3 separate regions of the Homo sapiens genome follow, and regions 1 and 2 are each linked to region 3. Evidence: chromatin loops called from intact Hi-C (ENCODE). Cell type or tissue: endothelial cell of umbilical vein. All regions are shown on one strand.

Region 1 (5,000 bases), 150 kb before region 3:
CCCAAGTTCTTTCTATGTATTAATTTAATACCAGCAATAATCTTATAATATGGGTGTTATAGCCCCCTTCTTTAAAAAAAAAAAAAAAAAAGGAGGAGGAAAAGGAAGGCCTGAGAAATTGAGTGACATAGCCAAGGGCCAAGATTTGAACCCATGGCTCTAGAGCCCACCGCATCACTCCTACCCTACAGCTCTTGCCAACTTGCTGGCAAAAATGGAGAAGGGTCTTTTGCTCGCACGGAAGCTGGACTTGTAGTGAACCCCTCTAGAATTCCATGTAATTAGAAACAGAGGGCACCAGTTCAGGAAGAAAGAAGCAGGTAAAGGAGAAGGCACAGGGGCCCAGAGCTTTCACTAGGCAGGAAAGAGAGACAGGCAGCAGGATCCTGTCCACAAGCAGCCATCCCAGAGCCATTTTCTAGAAGGGACACCCCCTACGCAGAGCCCCTGACACTGCTGTCCTGAGCCTGAAGCCCGTCTAAGGCTTCTCTTCCCTGCATATTGAGAAGGGGGCTGGAGAAACATCCTGGGGCTCTGCAGAGATGAAAGTCACGGCACACCCTCAAAGCCTTTCTCATTTTAAGCATTAGATCACTTTGTATCAGAGCCACTTGGAGATGAGAAAGTGGGAGTCCGCCTTGGGGCAATGGTATCTGAGTCTGAGTCCAAAAATGTTTGCCTATAGATGTAAAGAAAAGCCCAGATTATTAGAAACAACATAGCAATTAAGACAAAAGATTAGGAAATTCAGGCCTGTTTCAAGTTCCAGCTCTAACACTTACTAGGTCCATAGCTTTGAGTGATCATCCTAATCTGGTGCCTCAGTTTTATCTTCTGTAAAATGGGGCTAATAATACCTACCTCATAGGATTTAGGGAATTAAATAAGAAATATATGTACAGAGCTGAGATAGGGTCTAGCATAGAGTAAGTGGTTAATGAGTAGTAAGTACTTATTATTATATGTGGTGGTTTTAAATTCCTAAAAGACAAAAAAAACATACATTCAGTTGACCATGTGTATGTGGAATGGGCAATGTGCGCATACTTACATATAAACATGCATTTATACGTATTTCCCCAGGCACATCCCTGAAAAACCAGTATATACTCAGACATTCCCTTGAATCAAAATCGAGTCTATTCCACTTCCTCCTCAGTCCAGTGAGGTGTTCAAGACATCAATTATTATCCCCATTTTAGACATCAGGACCCCAAGGGACTTAGCAGCATCTAAGTAGCCTGCTCAAAGATTCAAGGCTAATCCAATGTCCTCCGTACTCTTTTCTTAGCCTTCCTGACAATTTGTGTTCACTGCCCCCTCTAATTCTCTGTCCAAGCTAAAAGACCGTGAATTCCACACACACACCTCCCCCCCGCACCCCCCCCCCCCCCCGGCTGCCGGCAAATGCAGCCTGATTATCGGAAGGAGATGCCTGAGAAGAGTGAAAGGAAAAAAGAAAGAAGATAGAGGGAGATGGGGTAAAGGGACATGTGGCCTCGTTCTTCACTGTCCCAAATTCCCTTTTCAAGGGCATAAGCCTGCACCCACCTCTTCCAACCGCCCCCTCCATCCTTGTCTCTGCCCCTGTGTCCCTGTCTTGTCCTCCCAAGGGCTACAGCAATATTTCAAATGTTCCTCCCACAGCTGGGTGCCTGCGCTGGTTTCTGGGCTCCTGGCATCCTGAAGCCCCACCCTGATGCTGGCTCCACACGTGCCTGTGCACATTCAGGGCTGTGAAGGGTCAGTGGGCCACGTGAAATTCCAGGAAGGAACAAGGCTTCAGGGGTGCTGTCCTTGGCTGGTTCCTACAGCACTTCCTTCCTTGTACCCCGCAGAGCCTTTGGCATGTAGAGTCACGTGTTCATCTAAGTACCACTGATGGTTTTGATTTTCTACCTGAAGAGTGCACAGAAGCTGGCCTTGGACAATAAAAGCAAAGGCAAAGGTGCCCGGAAGGAAGGATCAGTGTGAGGAGGGTATGGAATGGTGCATGCAAAGTACCAGCACAGCGCCTGGCACAGTGTAGACTCCTCACACAGAGGGCTCTCCTCCCTGCCCCCAAGGAGATCTCAGAGGCCCCCCTCCTGCCAAAGCGGCATTTCAACTCCTCGCATACACTTGGGCTTCAGTCCATTACACAAGGAAATTTGGCTTCATTTATATAAAGGGGCTAATTACCACATGAGACATAATTACAAGACAGGAAATGGATTTATAGATGCCGTCAGTGGGAGGGGAAGTTGCAGCGGCTGCTTGGACTGCTCCGTGCTCCTAAGGGGCTAAAGCTGTCCCCAGCGGACAGGATTCTTGCCCTGGGAGTTCTTGCTTTGCTGAGAAATGTGCTCTTAGAGAGGTCGGCAGTACTACAGATTTCTGGAAATCAAATCTAGTTCTGTCTCTGAATTTGTTCCACAATTGGCAATGTATTCCCACAGGTTCTCTTCACACAATAAAAATCATACTTAAGAATGTAGTTAGTCTTAAACATTAAAAGAGAAAGATAAGTCTTATGATAGATTCCAAAACTAGCCCAAAGGAGAAATGCTGGGTAGAAACTGTACAGCACTAGTATCTGCTCTTCTTTGAGGTTAGATGAACCCTGAGAAAGAGCTATATTTGCCAGACACGGTGGTGTGCACCTGTAGTCTCAGCTACTTAGGGGGCTGATCGCTTGAGCTGAGGCATTCAAGGCCAGCCTGGGCAGCACCCTTTCTAAAAGGGGGGAAAAAGAGCTATATGCCTGCTAATTGACCTAATAAATAGTCCCTTATGATTTCATTTTTCACCTTAAAACCATATATCTTAATTTAGACACACATACACACACAGAAACAGACAATAGGCAGAAGTGAAAAGGCCCTTCCTCATTGATAACCAAAGATAAGCAAATTAGTACTAGCTAATATGTGGGGAGCACACTCTGTGCCAAGCACTGAGCTTTGCTGTCTTATTTGTTCATCTTCACAACAGTCCCATGAGGAGGGTGCAGTCATAATCCTCAATTGATAGCTAAGGAACTGAGACTTAGGAAGGTCAACCAAGGTGGCCAAGTCCATACTGTAAATGCCAGAACAAGCGTTTGCACACCACTTGTCTGAACACAGAGCCTGGATTCTGAAGAACAATGAGAACATTTCTCAAATTAACAATAATATATTCTCAAGAATCTTAAAAATAAAAATTTTTCTATTTAAAAAAAATTTTTAAGAAAAGAATCTTAAGACTATCACTCCCGGAGACCGAGCATTTGACTCCTGATCACCTATCTTTATGAAATAATCTAAAAAAATGGAAAAAGTTTAATGCACAAAGATCTTCTGAGCAGAGTACCTTGATTATAATGGGGAGAAATTGGAAACTAAATGCTTAGCAATGAGGGAGTGGTTACATAAACTATGGTACATCCATAAATGGAGTATTATTCAATAATTAAACTGATGTCGCTAAAGAGTTTATAACAACGTGGGCAAAAGTTTATGTTACGTGGAATAAAAATAGCAGGATTCAAATATGTATGCGTTACGATCTCTACAAAAAAAAAATACGCAAAGAAGGACATCTAGAAGGAAATGTACCAAAATGTCAGTTTGTCTTTTTTTAAGCATAATTATGACTGTAAGAAACCATTTTCTGTCTTTTGTGACAGCTCTTTATTGTTTGCACTCTTAACAGTGTTCCCCAGGCCCTGCCCACGCCTGTGAGTACTTTATGGTGAGGTCTTGCTTATCTTTCCTCACAGATGTGCATTTCAAAGAACCACTATCATCATAATTTAACATTCCTGTAAGTGTTCACACAATGGGCTTCCCTTAAGCAGAAGATATCTGTGCCAAAGTTGCGTCCTTTGTCCTGGCTGATGACATCAGGTACAGAGTAAGGGACCCTTTTAAGACCAAGGAAAGGAATGCCTAAGGGTCAGGGCTACAGGTACTATGAGTCTCCTCCATAGCTGAATGGTCACTGGTTCATTTATTCATGCACACCACAAACTTGTGCTGCGTGCCTACCATGTGTCAGGCAGCACCAGTTTGGGTTCTGAAAATGTAGAAATAAAAAAGCCAGGCCAAGCATGGTGACTCATGCCTATAATCCCAGCACTTTGGGAGCCTGAGGTGGGTGGATCACTTGAGGACAGGAGTTCGAGACCAGCCTGGCCAACAGAGTGAAACCTTGTCTCTACTAAAAATATAAAAATTAGCCAGGCTTGGTGGCACACACCTGTAATCCCAGCTACTCAGGAGGCTGAGGCAGGAGAATTGCTTGAACCCGGGAGGCAGAGATTGCAGTGAGCAGAGATCACGCCACTGCACTCCACCGTGGGTGACAGAGTGAGACTATGTCTCATGGAAAAAAAAAAAACCTGTCAAAACTTTGCCATGTGGCTCTAAAAGCATCTCTGCTGATCACCTAGGAAAATCCGAAGACGCCAAGGCCAAAATAAGTAACTGAGGCTCTGTGGCAAGTCATTGGCTGGAGAAAGAACTGGAAACCAAGTCAGGGCCAGGTACGATGGCTCACGCCTGTAATCCCAGCACTTTGGAAGATGAAACGAGGGGCATTGCTTGAGCTCAGGAGTTCAAGAGCAGCCTGGGCAGCATTGTGAGACCCCAGTCTCTACAAAAAATAAAAAATTAGCTGGGCATGGTGTACACGCCTGTAGTTCCGGCTATCTGGAAGGCTAAGGTGGGAGAATTGCTTGAACTCGAGAGGTTGAAGCTGCAGTGAGCCGTGATTGTGCCACTGCATTCCAGCCTGGGTGACAGAGCAAGACCCTGTCTCAAAAAAAAGAAAAAAAGAAGCCAAGTCACCCAGCACTTTGCACTGGGCAGAAGGGGATACGAATTCTCCTTGCTGGTCTAAGATAGCAGCCTCTTTGTAAAAATAACAGTAATAATAATCAGTTCTGTTGGTAGTTTCTGGTGCCTGTGGTGGAATGACAAGGACACTAGCATAAGTGGCTTGTCTTCCATGGGCCAGGCTTGTGCCTAAGACTGGTC
Region 2 (5,000 bases), 100 kb before region 3:
ACAGGGTGAAACCCCGTCTCTACTTACAAAAAAAAAAAAAAATTAGCTGGGCGTGGTGGCACACACCTGTAATCCCAGCTACTTAGAAGGCTGAGGCAGGAGAATTGCTTCAACCCGAGAGGCAGAGGTTGCAGTGAGCCGAGATCGTGCCATTGCACTCCAGCCTAGGCAACAGAGTGTGACTCTGTCTCAAAAAAAAAAAGAAAGAAAGAAAGAAATTAACCATGATAGAAGTTTTTATGCCATGGATATAAATCAGGGCTTTCTTTTCTTTCTAAACAGCCAATTCTTAAAATATTTACCAGCATACCACTGAAACCAGGCATCAGTAGTTTTTGAATATCCTCAGGTGATTCCAATGTGAAGCACAGTCTGGAAACCACCACTGTCTTAGTCTTTTCCAAATAATGCTCATTGTAGTCTTGGATAATTTGGTTTCACCTGCTAACCCTAGCAATCAATATTTAAGGCTGTGGCTCTCTAATCTGGGACCACTGTCTCTGCGGACTTTCAGCGAGGACAACCTTTATTCTGCCATGGAGGCTGAGCTCTGTAACGTGGTATATTGGGGTGGATAGGTGGTAATTTTGTGTATGGTTCATTGCTGCCCTTTTGATGAAAAGTATCTTGTTGTATTTGGATTCTAAGCTGAAAATAGATCCACAGAATATTGTCTGTATAACATTATGAAACATTCCTCATTTTACTGCTGTGTCCAATGCATGTGAGTTATACTTTCATTTACTAAGGCTTAAGAAGCCAAAGTAATAAAGGGCACCTACAAATGTTAAGCATAACAATTTTGTAATCTATTTTAAAATTTTCTTTTTTAATAACTTTAAGATAAAATGTTCACCACTCATCTAGGAAGAAGGAAGTTTGGGACATCGTCTGACTCACATGGCCAAGGACATGGGTCAGGGCTGAGGTTTGGTCCTGGGGTTTGGAGCTGGGATAAATAACCCATCCAGGGACTGAAAAATGGAGAGGGGTAAGATGAGGCCAACATCCTGAGATACATGCAAAGGGAATTCTCCTGGGGCTCAGAGCCTGTGTTGTTAGGATGGGAAGAGGCCCAGTTGTAGGGGAAGAAGGACCAGGTGGTACGTGAACTTAGATTTGTCTGGCCTCACCCAGTCCCCAGCTTGTTGCCATGTCCTGTCTCTATCTTAGTTGCTATTGGCTCCCTGACTGATTCTTCCACTGTCTTGTCTGGCTTCTCTTGTTATACCTTCCAGTAGCTGATCCTGAACATGCACGTTGTCCTTCAGCAATACCAAATGCCTATGAGGTTTGTAGCCTTGCTCCCACTCTCTCTTATCGAGCCTCCACCTTTGCTTTGGCATTGATGACTTTATCCCCTGTCACGAAACTGATGGAGGGACTGTAGGGGCTCAGAAAAATGGATGAAGGAAGATGGGAGAAGCATTTTACAATTTACTAAGATTAAAGTATCACATCTCATCTCCCCAACCAACTCCCCAAACAGAAGAGCACTGGAAATAGAGATACCAGGAAAATAATGACAAGTAAGCAACACACAGAAGTGAGGAAAGAGGCCAGGTATTGTGGCTCATGGTTGTCATCCCAAGACTTTGGAAGGCTGAGGCAGGAGGATTGCTTCAGCACAGAAGTTTGAGAACAGCCTGGGCTGTTTCTCTAAAAAGAAAAAAAAAGTGAGGAAGGGAACTACCTATCCCAAGTGGCCACTCTGTGTCAGGCATTGTGCTAGATATTTCATATAGTAATATATGACCTTAGTTAATTTTCTCAATATTACCTTCTACTGCAAAATAGGTGTTATTATACCCATTGAACAGATGAGGAAGCATGCTCAAGTGTCTAGTGCCCAAGGTCAGACAGCTAGAAAGTTTTTCACGGCATCACATAAATAAGATTATATAAATAAGAGTGTATGTTTCAAATAAATATTGCAGACATTGAATGTCTAAATTCTTCAGGGGAGAGAGAGATCCAGAGGGACTTGTATCAGGAAAAATGCTTCATGAAAGTTCTGAGGCTACAGCCCAGTGCAGTGGCTCATGCCTGTAATCCTGGCACTTTAGGAGGCTGAGGCAGGCAGATTCTAATGAGCAACAAGGCAAAACCCCAGCTCTACAAAATACAAAAAAATTAGTCAGCTGTGGTGGCACATGCCTGTAGACCCAGCTACTCAGGAGGCTGAGGTGAGAGGATCACCTGAGCCCAGGGAGGTCGAGGTTCTCAAAAAAAAAAAAAAAGACAACAAAGAAGAAGATCTGAGGCTCCAAGAGCAAAGCCTTAAAAGTGAGTAGAACTTGGGTAGAAGAAGAGGTAGAAAGATAAGCCAGGCCCGAAGCATGGAGACAGAGAATGGACGTAGTGTGACCCAGAGGAATGTGTGTGCTAAAAGGTCGGAGGTGATCCTCTTGCCTTCTGCTAACAGTTTTGGGTAAGAAATGTTAAAAAAGTATCATGCACCCAGTGAGGGAGGCCCCTGGCTGCCAGGCTTGAAAGGGTAAGAATTCTCTGCCTGTCCTTCCTGGTACTCCATAGCATCACTTCTTTGCCCCTTCCCTCCAGCTGTGGGTTACAGTGGGAAGTGGGCCAGCCCCAGCTTTGTCACTCACGAGATGTGTGAGATTTGATAAGGTACCTTGACTTCCCGAGTCTGTTTCTTCATTTGCAAAATGGGACATATTGACGATTGATCACATGAGATAACAGGTGTTGAGCACCCAGCACTGTTGAATGTGAGTTGCTCCTTTTGTAGTCCTTTAATATTCCTGGGCCTGGCCCAAGTTCTGCAAAGTCTTTGCAGACAACTCATGGGGTGAGCCAGTTCTTGGAAGAAAGGGAAGATCACCTCCCACTTCCTGCACATTATATTCCTGCTTATGCATTCTGATGTCCTGCTTGCTTTTTTAGGCTCTAAGTGCTATCCTGCTGACTCACTTCCGACTTCTCGTTCTTCATGCTCAGCTCCTGAAAATGGAACAAAATGGAAAAGGCCGGAAATTGTACTGTCTGGTGATGTGTTTAAGGGGCCAGCCACTCCACGTGGATGGAATGCTGGGGACATGAACTGAGTGGTGCCCAAGATGATTTCTCCACTGGACACTTGGGACACTTTGCCTTCGATTGTAATACCTGTACTAATAATAACCATCCCACTTACTGCTAGCAAGCCCCAGGCTATGTGCTTTCCATGGATTGTCTCTTTGAATTATCACAACTGCATCTGTCAGGGAACCTCTCTATTTTACAGACAAGGAAATTTTTCACACTAAGATAGGTTAAGGAACTTGCCCAAGGTCACATAGCTGGTAAGGGACAGATTAAGGATTCAAACCCATGATCTAGATTTGGGCTGTCTAATATAGTAGCTACTAGCCACATGTGGCTAGTGAATTTTGTTTTCCTTTTTTTTTTTTTTTTTTTTTAGATAAGGTCTCACTCTGCTGCTCAGGCTAAAGTGCAGTGGCATGATCATGGCTCACTGCAGCCTCAACCTCCCTGGGTTCAGGTGATCCTTCCACTTCAGCCTCTTGAGTTGCAGGGACTACAGGCACATGCCACCATGCCTGGCTAATTTTTTTTTTTTTTTTTTGATAGAGATGAGGTTTCACTATGTTGCCCAGGCTGGTCTTGAACTTTGGGCTCAAGCGATCCTCCCACCTTGGCCTCCCAAATTGCTGGGATTACAGGTGTGAGCCATCACACCTGGCCTCTTTTAACTTTTTAGTGTGACTACTAGAACACAAAATTTCATATGTGGCTCTCACATTTCTCTAGGACAGCACTGATCTAAATCATGAACATTATTTTTTTTTATTATACTTTAAGTTTTAGGGTACATGTACACAATGTGCAGGTTAGTTACATATGTATACATGTGCCATGTTGGTGTGCTGCACCCAGTAACTCATCATTTAACATTAGGTATATCTCCAAATGCTATCCCTCCCCCCTCTCCCCACCCCACAACAGGCCCCTGTGTGTGATGTTCCCCTTCCTGCGTCCATGTGTTCTCATTGTTCAATTCCCACCTATGAGTGAGAACATGAGGTGTTTGGTTTTTTGTCCTTGTGATAGTTTGCTGAGAATGATGGTTTCCAGCTTCATCCATGTCCCTACAAAGGACATGAACTCATCATTTTTTACGGCTGCATAGTATTCCATGGTGTATATGTGCCACATTTTCTTAATCCAGTCTATCACTGTTGGACATCTGGGTTGGTTCCAAGTCTTTGCTATTGTGAATAGTGCCACAATAAACATATGTGTGCATGTGTCTTTATAGCAGCATGATTTATAATCCTTTGGGTATATACCGAGTAATAGGATTGCTGGGTCAAATGGTATTTCGAGTTCTAGATCCCTGAGGAATCGCCACACTGACTTCCACAATGGTTGAACTAGTTTACAGTCCCATCAACAGTGTAAAAGTGTTCCTATTTCCCCACAGCCTCTCCAGAACCTGTTGTTTCCTGACTTTTTAATGATCGCCATTCTAACTGGTGTGAGATGGTATCTCACTGTGGTTTTGATTTGCATTTCTCTGATGGCCAGTGATGATAAGCATTTTTTCATGTGTCTTTTGGCTACATAAATGTCTTCTTTTGAGAAGTGTCTGTTCATATCCTTTGCCCACTTTTTGATGGGGTTGTCTGTTTTTTTTCTTGTAAATTTGTTGGAGTTCATTGTAGAGTCTGGATATTAGCCTTTTGTCAGATGAGTAGATTGCAAAAATTTTCTCCCACTCTGTAGGTTACCTGTTCACGCTGATGGTAGTTTCTTTTGCTGTACAGAAGCTCTTTAGTTTATTTAGATCCCATTTGTCAATTTTGGCTTTTGTTGCCATTGCTTTTGGTGTTTTAGACATGAAGTCCAAAACCTCCTTAAGCTAATAGGCAACTTCAGCAAAGTCTCAGGATACAAAATCAGTGTGCAAAAATCACAAGCATTCTTATACACCAATAACAGACAAACAGAGAGCAAAATCATGAGTGAACTCCCAT
Region 3 (5,000 bases):
GAACTGGATATTTGATGATATTTTTAAACACTTACATTTTAGATTTGATCATTGCAATTTTTAACCTTTTTTTCATTAGAGATACTGATTATGGCTGAAATAAGTTTGATATATGCTTGAGAATTATATAGGGAGAGTAAAGGGTAGAGATGAAATAAGAATGTTCATGTGTGTGAATAACTGAGGCCAGGTATTGATTACATGGGCATTCTCTATACTATTCTGCCCACTTTTATATGTTTGAAGTTCTCTGTAGTAAAAAAAAAAAAAAAAAAAAAAAAAAAATTTAAGCTACAGATCATAAAATTTGAACTAGTACCACACAATTTATTTCCTGTTAAGTAGTTTCTTCCATGTCCTTTGAGCTTGGTATTTCTCATTAGCTTAGCAAGACAGCTGGGAGGGGATTTGTTTGTTATGTTTTGATGGCGGAAGTTACACGGGTACTATGCTGCTTTTATAAAGGACTTGCGTCGTAAAGTCTTTTTTCCTCACCCTAGTGACTTCTTTTCTTACAAGAATCTTGGAATAAAATCAAAAATGCTTAGTATGATTTAAAGAGACTTTGTGTAGTGTATTTCATGTCTTCCTCTTCTACTTTATGTTAGTCTATTTTCTTCCTACCCTCTATATTCAATAAGCACTGGCTTTTCTGTCTCTAGAATCTGCCTCAGTGTCTTTACACTGCCTGCCCATCGATCAACCAACTGCCACTCAGCCTTCAAATTCTAGAGTAGTGTTACTTTAGGGAAGCTTTTTCTCTCTACCCTTCTTTACATTTTTCCTCCATAGTAATAGATGTTGTAATTACATATCTGTAACTGTTTAGTGCTTACCTCTTCTGTAGTCATGAGAGCAGGGATGATGCCTATTTTGTTCAACAGGATAACCTAAAAGCTTAGTGCTTGCCAGGTAGAATGCACATAGTAAAGATTTGTTGAACAGAGGAATAAAGGAATGAATGATAGATGTGGCTTCTCACGCTCTTAGAGTAACATTGATTGTTTAAAATAGGGTGTTTATTTCAAAAACTCTCTCCTGTGCAGGGATTTTGGTAGCGTGTGGTGTAACCCAATTGCCTCTCTCATTTTGTAAGTCTTTTGGATAGTAAGTGTACGAATCCATCTTAATGTTTAGTACTGTGTTTCTTGACAGACGAATTTAATTTTCAGTGGGCAATTGTAACTAAGCTTTAAAGCATTAAAGAGTTGTTAGTATTTACTTGCATTTATGTCGAATTTTGTTTCCTTTTTTGTTCTCTAAATTTGACTTTTTTTTTCCTTTTCTCAGGTACTCTCTGCCCTTGACATACTCCAACCTCCACACATTGACTATTTTGAAGAAATGTATCCTAACCAGGGAATGTGAAAGAAGGGGACAATTTTTAAAATTAATTTGTTCTTCTAGCACCTTTTGGGGTTCATGCCTTCAAGTATTTTAAATCTCATCCTTGCAGAAGTGATTGAGTACCTGGAACCAGGTAATTTTGAAATCCTGTGTGTCTGGCAGAGCTCAGTATTATCAACATATCCTGTGTGGTGATGCCACAGAACAGAACATCTGAACAGATATTTAATCCCCACACAGCCTTATGAGATAGATTATTACCATCCCCATTTTGCAGATGAAACCAGTGAGGCAGCTGTGTTGTAGTAGAACCCAGGAAAGTGCTTTTACCACTATACAACAGCTGCCTGTCGGTTAAGAGAGTAATACTGCCCTTTATTATAACACTTGGGGTAAGATAGAAATTGTAGAATTAATGTAAGTTAAGTTGTCTTATGTTCCTTAGAATGATGGTGGTGGTAGTGGTGATATTGACATAATAGCCATTACTTATATAGTTTTTATCAGATGCCGGGCACAATTCTAAGCTCTTTACACATGTTTATTTAATCCTACAAACATTCTCTGGGGAAGGTATTGTGATTATTCCCATGTTACAGAAGAGGAAATTGAGGCACAAAAGGTAAGAAAATTGACCAAGATCACAGAGCTAGTAAGTGTGGGGATGGAGATTTGGTTCCAGGTATTCTGACTATGTAGTCTTGCTTTCAGCCCTTACCTATGTGATTCTCAGGCTAGAGCCCTTAACGTTCTCCTGTTACTACTGTTGATGTTTAAAAATAGTATGTTAGACATTGTGAATAATAATGAACTATAAAATAATGTTAAAATAATGCCTGGTGATAGCTCCATGGTAATAATAAAATAATGCATGGTAGTAGCTCCTGGGACTGTGCATGAAAAAAATTGAGACATAAGTTAACCTCCCTGACATTCCTGGGCAAAGTGTCACCAGTTTCCATTCCACATTTAACTTGGTAAAGCTTTAAATAAAAGACAGGAAATCCTAAGTCATTGATTTTGGTAAGCTCATGATAGTGCAGTTTATTCAAACTCTAGGCTTTTTTATTAATACTTTAGGCCTATGACTCAGAATGGAAACCAATGTAATAGTGAGATACTTTTTCTGATTCACCAGTGAGGTAATGAAAATCTCATTCTTACACAGGGGGTTGGTAATTCCATATGAGATTGTTATCTTTGATAACTTCCTAGAAAATAGGAACAATTAAGAGCTTCCCAAGAGAACTAAGCTGGGTAAGGATTTGGGAAACCTTATATGGTAATAGAATTGTCACTGATCAACACTGCTGGGATGTTTTGATCTTTTAAACCAAAAGCTCTTGAATGCTAGTCAGCCCTCCATAGATGTGAAACTGCATCCATGGATGAAAAATATTTGAAAAAAAAATAAAAATAAAAAAATAAAAAGTATAGTGGGCACAGTGGCTCACACCTGTAATCCCAGCACTTTGGGAGGCTCAGGCAGGGTGGGCAGATCACTTGAGCCCAGGAGTTGAAGACCAGCCTGGGCAACATAGCAAGGCCTCGTCTCTACCAAAAATACAAAAAAAATTAGCTGGGTGTAGTGGCACATGCCTGTAGTCCCAGCCACTCAAGAGGCTGAGGCAGAAGGATCAGCTGAGCCCGGGAGGTCGAGGCTGTAGTGAGCTGTGATCACACCACTGCACTATAGCCTGGGCGACAGAGTGAGACCTCGCCCTCCCGCCAAAAAAAAGTGATACAAATTAAAAAGCAATATAATGACTACTTACATAGTATTTATATTTTATTAGGCATTATAAGTAATTTAGAAATGATTTAAAACATACAGAGGATTGGATACAGGCTATATGCAAATACCACACCATTTTATATAAGGGACTTGAGCATCCATAGATTTTGGTATCCTCCAAGGGTCCTGGAACCAATCCCCCTTGGATACTGAGGGGAAACTGTAATCTTTGGTGATATTTTAATCCACAGATCCTTTATGGAGTTAATCCTTTTGTGCAGTGAAGGGTTATTGGACTTGGGGTGCCCCAGCTCTGCACATTCCAAAGAAAAGACTGTCCCTTGACTGGTTCCTGGCTGACAAGAATGTCTTTGTATAGCTGAAACCTTGAACCTGGCCAGATGGTTCTGACAAACTCTTATTTTAAAAGTACAAAATTAACCTAAGGGTAGAAGGATTGAGAAAGTTCTTTTCTCCTCAACTGTAGGTCAGTAGTAGCAACTGAGGAGAAAGCATTAATGATTCCATTTCATAGACTTCCTGAAGATTACCTGGGTCTTCATTGAAGAAAAGGAGAGAGCTGGTGGGAATGGATCACCACTTGTTTCATTCAGCAGAAGTACCTTCTTATACCTGGCCAGGAGCTACCCCTCTTTATTCTTTTTAGTTGGTGGGAAAGAAATCCATATAGTAGCATTCCTATCAGTGTGTAGTACTGTTTCTGTCTCTTTGGAAATGAAGTTGCTGAAACCAAACCTTAAAATTAGAAGAAATTTCCTTTATTAAATATGAATTTTGCTATATTTTAGCATGTGTTGGGGGTTCCCAAGACCACCCTCAGGCTCAGTGATTCGCTAGAAGAACTCACAGGACCCAGAAAAGCTGTTATTCCCTTGGTGTTCAAGGTTTTTATTGTGGGTCAGTCACATAGGCATGGAGCACCCATGTGAGTGACCTTAGCTGCCGAGTCTCCAGCCCTCCTTTTTCCCTTCCCCTCCAGAGGTCAAACTAATATGGCGTAGCCCAAGGCCCCAGACAAAGACAGGTATTCACCGTATATCATATTGTTAGCATAAACTATCTGGCATGCCCAAAGCCCCAGGTATACTAAGATACTATTGTCAGGTGGATATTGCAGTGGCCCAGAGGTTATTTCCTAGAAGTCAGGGGCCAGTCTTGAAGACTTTCGGAATGTGCAGGGTTTGGACAGCCCAGGTCTGCTGAGTTAACCCTTTACTGCACATAGGCCATATGTGAAGAAAGAATGTTTCCATGTAAGATAATTGGTGAATGTGGATATATTGAATAAATGCCAAAGATATTTAGGTTCTCTTCATTGAACACTTAGTTAATTCATTATATCCATTTTCTACCTTATAGTTCAGGCACATATTGTTTATATCAGGCATTAATTTTGGTACTTGGTTTGAAAACTGTGTATGTGCTTCTGTAAGATAAGAGTTCTCAGTCACTTATTATTATTGGCCATAATTTAATTGAGTCTAGGAGATCTTTGATTCATCATTATTTCAAATACTTACAAAACAGAGGGAAAGTTAGCATAGTTATGGTTTAAAACCATGAGTGATATAGGTTAGTAGCTGTTGGTAGCAAATTTCAACCCGTTTCATCAGTTAGAATGTTTCTTTGAAATTTTCCTCCTCAAAATTGTTCGCAGATGTTTAAGTAAAGAGCCTTTGTCAAAAAATATTCATGGAACCCTCTGGTATACCATTTACTTAAATGTTTTATTTTATTTCATCCTATCATATCACTTAATTTTTTAGCTTCAGGTTAAAAAATTGACACATTACTCTCACAGTAATTAGCTGACTACAGATGGAAAAATCAAATCTTTCAAACCTAAACTTCAGTAGTCTTCTGTTTTCTGCCTTATAATTCTTAGCTACATGTAGAA

The links. Peaks named below come from ENCODE experiments on the same cell type or tissue, not always from the same donor. Only the 100,000 strongest peaks of a DNase experiment are listed, where the experiment ranks them.
Region 1: a loop joins it to region 3, with 8 times the contacts of the local background. A loop is called at or near these places in 4 of 110 quality-filtered maps.
Region 2: a loop joins it to region 3, with 8 times the contacts of the local background. A loop is called at or near these places in 10 of 110 quality-filtered maps.

Annotation. Positions count from the first base shown.
Region 1 is chr17:27,983,251-27,988,250 of GRCh38, forward strand. The region is part of intron 2 of LINC01992 (long intergenic non-protein coding RNA 1992); the gene reads right to left. Among named protein-coding and RNA genes, the nearest start is that of LINC01992, 6.0 kb to the right of the region's middle. RefSeq lists a cis regulatory region at 3,520-4,076. In endothelial cell of umbilical vein, no CTCF peak of the experiment used is centred here; DNase peaks (open chromatin) are centred at 2,321 and 3,811; H3K27ac peaks cover 3,763 bases.
Region 2 is chr17:28,031,498-28,036,497 of GRCh38, forward strand. LOC105371709 (a long non-coding RNA gene) reads right to left here. Exons shown (of 3, transcript XR_934637.4): 3 at 2,643-2,964. Among named protein-coding and RNA genes, the nearest start is that of NLK, 8.7 kb to the right of the region's middle. RefSeq lists an enhancer at 2,118-3,317. In endothelial cell of umbilical vein, no CTCF peak of the experiment used is centred here; a DNase peak (open chromatin) is centred at 2,944; H3K27ac peaks cover 1,392 bases.
Region 3 is chr17:28,131,330-28,136,329 of GRCh38, forward strand. It overlaps NLK (nemo like kinase), which reads left to right. Exons shown (of 11, transcript NM_016231.5): 3 at 1,291-1,346. Among named protein-coding and RNA genes, the nearest start is that of NLK, 91 kb to the left of the region's middle. In endothelial cell of umbilical vein, no CTCF peak of the experiment used is centred here; DNase peaks (open chromatin) are centred at 462 and 2,432; H3K27ac peaks cover 2,833 bases.